Linked DNA regions of Mus musculus: region 2 is linked to region 1. A link is a loop called in an ENCODE intact Hi-C map of the cell type or tissue named here. Cell type or tissue: heart. All regions are shown on one strand. Links, peaks and the distances in the headings refer to the core of each region. The heading gives the core; the rest is flanking DNA. Region 1 holds the start of Rc3h1 (RING CCCH (C3H) domains 1). Region 2 has its middle 3.6 kb from the start of Prdx6.

Evidence for each region. Hi-C counts contacts between places; a loop is a spot of excess contacts. Peaks named below come from ENCODE experiments on the same cell type or tissue, not always from the same donor. Only the 100,000 strongest peaks of a DNase experiment are listed, where the experiment ranks them.
Region 2: it touches region 1 in a loop (5-fold over the local background); 1 of 42 quality-filtered maps calls a loop at or near these places.

What each region holds. Positions count from the first base shown.
Region 1 is chr1:160,905,144-160,908,049 of GRCm38, reverse strand. It overlaps Rc3h1 (RING CCCH (C3H) domains 1), which reads right to left and starts at 1,639. Exons shown (of 20, transcript NM_001024952.2): 1 at 1,351-1,639. In heart, for the core only: a CTCF peak has its summit at 1,843; DNase peaks (open chromatin) are centred at 969 and 1,719; H3K4me3 peaks cover 2,024 bases; H3K27ac peaks cover 1,999 bases.
Region 2 is chr1:161,253,318-161,256,223 of GRCm38, reverse strand. No RefSeq gene overlaps it. Among named protein-coding and RNA genes, the nearest start is that of Prdx6, 3.6 kb to the right of the region's middle. In heart, for the core only: a CTCF peak has its summit at 1,369 (motif pointing right); no DNase peak of the experiment used is centred there; H3K27ac peaks cover 710 bases.

The sequences.
Region 1 (2,906 bases), core at 295-2,794:
TGTGGTAAATGCCTAGAAAAATTACATTTAGGAGAAATAGCTAACTTTTAAGTATAAAGATATTATTGCAGTATAGCATACTAACATAAAATGAGGTGTCTCATCCTAAGCCTAGCCACTTAAAACAGAACCACAACTGGTTTTTGTTTTTTGAAAACTATCAGTAAAAGTTTCTATTGTCTGGCATTTTGTTGGCTGAATTAGTTTTTTGATACAAGTCTTGTCAAATCAGGATACTCTGCCTCAGCCTCCTGAGTGCTAGGATTCACAGGCAAGCATAACGGCAGGCTAAAAGTATTGGAAATCTTAGAAAGTAGGCTTTAAATATGAAATTTCAAACAGAGAAAAAAGAATCTTCTCCAAATTTTGGGACAAACTGGAAAAAAAATGATTAGAATATGAGACAGACACATGAACTCCTAAGGGAGACAGATGAACCACTTCTCTGTCCTAAGTGCTTCCAGCAGATACCAAAGAGGTTAATGATATCGCCTCTGCTGTACACAATTCAAAATGGCTAGTTAGAAAAGTTCCGCTCAAACCTTAACAATCTGTCTCCGTGCTGCCAATAAGTGGCTTTGTTTCCAGTTTCACGGACTATTCTGGGATGTCAAGAGTTACATTATTGCTGCTTCAAAAAGAGCCCTTGTTTCGGCTAGCTCCCTCGGACCTGGGATGTGAGTACCGTGGTGTTTACAGAGACCTGATGTTTAGAACCTTGTTAGGAAAGGTCCACCCCTTACTACTCCATCCTTTACCAACAACCACATTTTGTGTGTTTTTGTTGTTGTACACTTATAGTCTTTTTGAAAAAGGCACCTGCACATGGTTTCGTCTTGGCCAATAGGGTTTATCTCCAGGAACTCCTGGGAAACCGACACCCTAAAACCCACTTGGCCAAGGGAGGAAGGGGGCTGGGGAGGGAGCAGCCACGCCTGGCAGCTAGGCAGGAGCGGCGGCTGTTTACAGGCGCCTACTCCCTCCCCCACCGCACAGACAGGGGTCCAAACAACATTTCCTGCGAGCAAACTCACCGCCCGCCCGCTGTCCTCCGAGGGACCTCGGAACCAGTCAGCCTCGGACCCCCCCAACCCCCCGCTCCCGCCCCAGCCTCCCCAGCCTTCCCGGCGTCCAGGGCGGCGTCCGCACCGCCCCTCGGCCTACCTACCCCGGCAGGCCCTCCGGGAGGCACGCGGAGGCCTGAGGCCTAAAGGACGCCGGCCACTGACAAGCCCTGGGGCCGGTCCCGAGCGCAGGGCGGGTGAGGACAGCCCCATCCCCGCAGTCGCTGCCTATTGTTCTCGGCCGCGGCCGCCCCGCTCCCCACACTGCCGACCGCCACTTGCTCACCGCTCTGGTCCGAGCAGCAGCTCCTCTCAGCTCCGAGTCCCTGCGGCCGTCGCCACCGTCGCGGCAGCCGCCGCCGCCGCCGCTGCCACCATCGACTCTGACTCTGTCCCAGGCCGCCGGACCACGGCCGTAGCCGCCACCGCCAGCGCCGCCTCCAGCCCCCCACCTGCTGCTGCTGAGGCTGCTCCTGCAGCAGGGGCCATCTTGTTGGTCGGCCTCCCCTTCCTCCTCCGCGTCCTCCGCCGCCCGTCGCTCGTTGTCCTCGTCCCCTTCCTCTTCCTCAGACTCCGGCCCGCCCCGAGACTGGGGCGGAGATGAAGGCGAGGCTCCTCCTCATGGGGCGTGGCCAACGGGGCGGGGCGTGGCTAACGAGGTGGGGCGTGGTCGTCTGAGGGCGGGGCCGGGAGGAAAGCTCTGAGTCACCGGCCCCAACGCCCTGTCGGGAGCGGGCGACGCGCCCCGCCCGTGTCTCGAGCGCTGTCGCGCCCCGAGTGGAGAAACTTGTCCCACCTCCTCCCGGGCCACCCGCCTGGCCTGTGGCCACAGTGCCTTTGGTGCTGGCAGGCAAGAGGCCAGGCGGTTCCCGTAAGCTCACTCCTATGGAGTCTCGCGCTGCCTCTGAGCTTGTCACTTTCTGAGGTCTGGACTCTTCCTCGACTCTAGCATCTTTTTTCTTATATGCTACCTCTCCCCAGCCTCACTCGCGCTTGTGTGTGTGTGTGTGTGTGTGTGTGTGTGTGTGTGTGTGTGTGTGTGTGTGTCTGTGTGTGTGTGTCTGTGTGTGTGTCTGTGTGTGTGTGTCTGTGTCTGTGTGTGTGTGTATGATGGCGTTTCTCTTAAGCTCTGGACTCTTCCTCTTGTATCTGTTTTGCATCCCACCCCTTTCCAGTACCCTGTGTTGTGGGGTGTGTGTGCACACATCTTCGACATAATTCGGTTTAGCCAAATTCTGGAGAACCGAAAGAAACGGAATTCTAATACTATATAGTATTAAATTTATATTCTAATTTTCACATTAAAACTGTCCTCAAGTCAACACCATAAAATGCTCCCCGCTCTCCTTCTGCTTCCTGCTTTGTCTGTGAAAGCAGAGAATTTGTTGTTCTGTCCTTTCTTTTTTTTTTTTTTTTTTTTTTTTTGTTCTGTTTTTGAGACAGGGTCTCTCTATTATATACCCTTGGCTATCCTAGAAATTCTTCTGTAGACCAGGCTGGCTTTGAACTCACAAGAGTTCCATCTGTCTCTGTCTTCCAAGTGAAGGAATTAAAGGCATGGGCCCCATGCCCAGACTGTCCTTTCTTCACTGTAAACTCACCAACATCGATTTAAAACAAACAAACAAATTACTTCCACATCTCACAAGAAACAATTACTGGGTGGCTGTTGGGCTTGTTTGGGCTTTGTTTTGGTTTCTTTTTTTTCCCCGTGGGTGTTTGATTGTTTGTTTGTTGTTGTTTTGGTTTGGCTGGGTTTGTTTTATTCCCGGAACAGAAAATCCTGGAGCCTGGACTGACCTGGAAGTTCTGAACCTCTGCTCCCTGAGAGCTCAGATTATA
Region 2 (2,906 bases), core at 320-2,819, 350 kb before region 1:
TTGGTTGTCAGGCCACCACTTAAGATGGCTGGGCACAAGGGAAAGGTTCCACAGCTGTCAACCAAAAAGTCAAATGTCACTCCTGACAGCATATTCAAAAACTGCTACCAATAAACACCTACCGTGACATGAACACACTAGGCAATAATTAACAGTGTTTAACTCCCATCCACATAACACTGAGGGAAAGCTATCCTCATGATCTGTTTCATCAAGGCCGGCTGTGGGCTGATCTGTTCTCTATCACATGAAGGGAGGAAAACAGAACAGAAAAAGATAAGGCCTTTCCTCTTTGTCCAGTCTTGAGAATCCCTTTCAGGACACCCTGTACTCCAATGGAGAGATCTCCATGTCTGTTGACAGCAGGCTGTCTATCAAAGGAGGGGGCGTGTAACTTGAACAGTTCTGATCGCACAACTAGGACAATGAAAGGCAATTGTGAAGCTAGAAAGGAGTGTGCCTCCATAAAGAGGCAATGGGTAAGACAAAGATATGCTTTGCAGCAAGCATAAAGGGAGTCACTGATGAGACAGCATAGGGCAAATAATTTTGTGGGGTGGAGGGCAGTGAGGATTAAGAATTACATATTGGTCATATGTCAGATGGATATACAAGCCTTGAGCTTTTCTCAAGATAAAAATGAACATTTTCAGCATATAAGTGTAGTTTAAAGCCTAGACCCCCTACACATATGACACAGATGTGCAGCTCGCTTTGTGTGGGTCCCCTAAGAGCAAGAACAGGGGCTGTCTCTGACAACATTGCCTGCCTTTGGATCCCTTTCCCCTAAGCAGGCTGCCTTGCCCAGCCTCAGTAGGAGATGTGCCTAGTCCTACTGCAACTTGATATGCCAAGGTGGGGTTGACATCCATGGGAGGACCCCCTTCTCTGAAGGGAAGGGAAGAGAGTGAGGGGAGGGGAGGTGAGAGGGTGGGATTAGAAAGAGAGGAGGGAGGGGAAGCCTCGATAGGCATGGAGAGAGAGAGAGAGAGAGAGAGAGAGAGAGAGAGAGAGAGAGAGAATGCTCTGGGAAGAACCAACACTTGGAAGAAAGAGAAAGGAGAAAGACCTGCCTGTAAGAAAGGAGGGAAAACAGGAGAGTTTGGTGCTGCGGAAGCTGAAAAGAAGTGGCTCCAAAATAATAAAGTAGTCAACTCTGCCCAACACATAGAAAGTGAAGAAAAGCGCCCACTGGATTTAACAAGATGTGTTCCAAGTTGTGAAAGAAAAGAGAGATGAGCAGAAAAGAGCAGGAAGAACATTTTTTTTTTAAGATTTATTTATTTATTATATGTAAGTACACTGTTGCTGTCTTCAGGCTCCCCAGAAGAGGGCGTCAGATCTCATTACAGATGGTCATGAACCACCATGTGGTTGCTGGGAATTGAACTCAGGACTTTCGGAAGAGCAGTCAGTGAGCCATCTCTCCAGCCCAGGAAGAACTTTTTAAAATAAAAAAAGCATTAAGAGTGAGTTGTTAACACTTTTGTTTTTTTTTTAAGACTTATTTATTTTATATATGTGAGTACACTGTTGCTGTCTGCAGACACACCAGAAGAGGGCATCGGATCCCATTACAGATGGTTGTAAACCACCATGTGCTTGCTGGGAATTGAATTCAGGACCTCTGGAAGAGCACACAGTACTGTTAGCTGCTGAGTCATCTCTCCAGCCCAGTTAACACTCTTATCAAGAGTTGTAAAGTGGTTATTGAGTCCTGAGAATGCAAAACACTCTTTTTATGTATTCACCCTTTGTGTTTTATAAAACACATAATAATTACATAACAATGCAGGAGAAACACCTCAGTGAGCCCTGCCAAGGGGTCCCCTGAAAGACAGGCCTAGGACAAAAAGAAGTTTACTGGGGGAAGGGAGCCAAGGAGCAGAGCAGGAACGTGGAAAGGGGTAGAAGCAGGGAAAGGGAGACAGAAAAAGACAGAAAGAGAAGGAAAGAGGCCTCTGGGGGCATGTGAGGGAGAGAGAGAGAGAGAGAGAGAGAGAGAGAGAGAGAGAGAGAGAGAGACTCTGACCCCTATCACTGCGTGAAGCTAGGGAGGCTCCATTCTGCTGGCTGTCCAATAGTTTACCTTTACCGCATCGCTACCAACAATTCATTTCCTTTGTAACATGCATGGGTGATGTGAATAGTTATGCTGTCCCTATGACATTGTCTTAGGAATATTCTAGTATAATCTTTTTGGTAAATGTACATACAGTTTAAACCAACATTTTTTAATGTTTTTATTAACACACAAAGTGCTGGGTTTCAATATATACTTTGTTCTTGTTGATTTTTCTCCCTATACCTCTTTTCCTTCCTCCTTTCCTCTTCCTAAAAGTCCACAGACTAAGAGAGAGAGAGACAGAGAGACAGAGACAGAGACAGACAGAGACAGAGAGAGAGATTTTGATATTTTGAAGCAGTTAGAATTGTTGTGTGAATCAGACACCATCCCACTGGAAGTTCCTGCACTTCCTTGTTAGCCCTCAGGAGATAATTCTAAGGACCATGGTGTTCTCTCCAGCCATTAGGTTGTTTGAAAGCACTTCCTCCTGACGGCAGAGCCTTCAGTCCTTCATAGCAAAGGGTTCTCTTAGCCTGTTTCCTTCCCATGTTCTGGCCTATCCCACAGCGAGCCCCTCCCTTTCCCACTGTGCTTCTCACTGGTCCTTGAGAAAATGGTCTTCACTGTCCTCCTGTAGTGTCCTGGTTCCTTACATATAAGGCAAGGTCAAACTCACTTACCTACAAGGGTCAAACACAGTGGCCTTGTAACTTTATTCACATACTAAATACATGAGAATGTTCTTTGCTTTCACAGGGACATATACTATACCAGGCTTTTGCCTTGAATAAAATCGTCTTCATTGTTCATGTTCACAATATGAGGAACAGAATGAAGA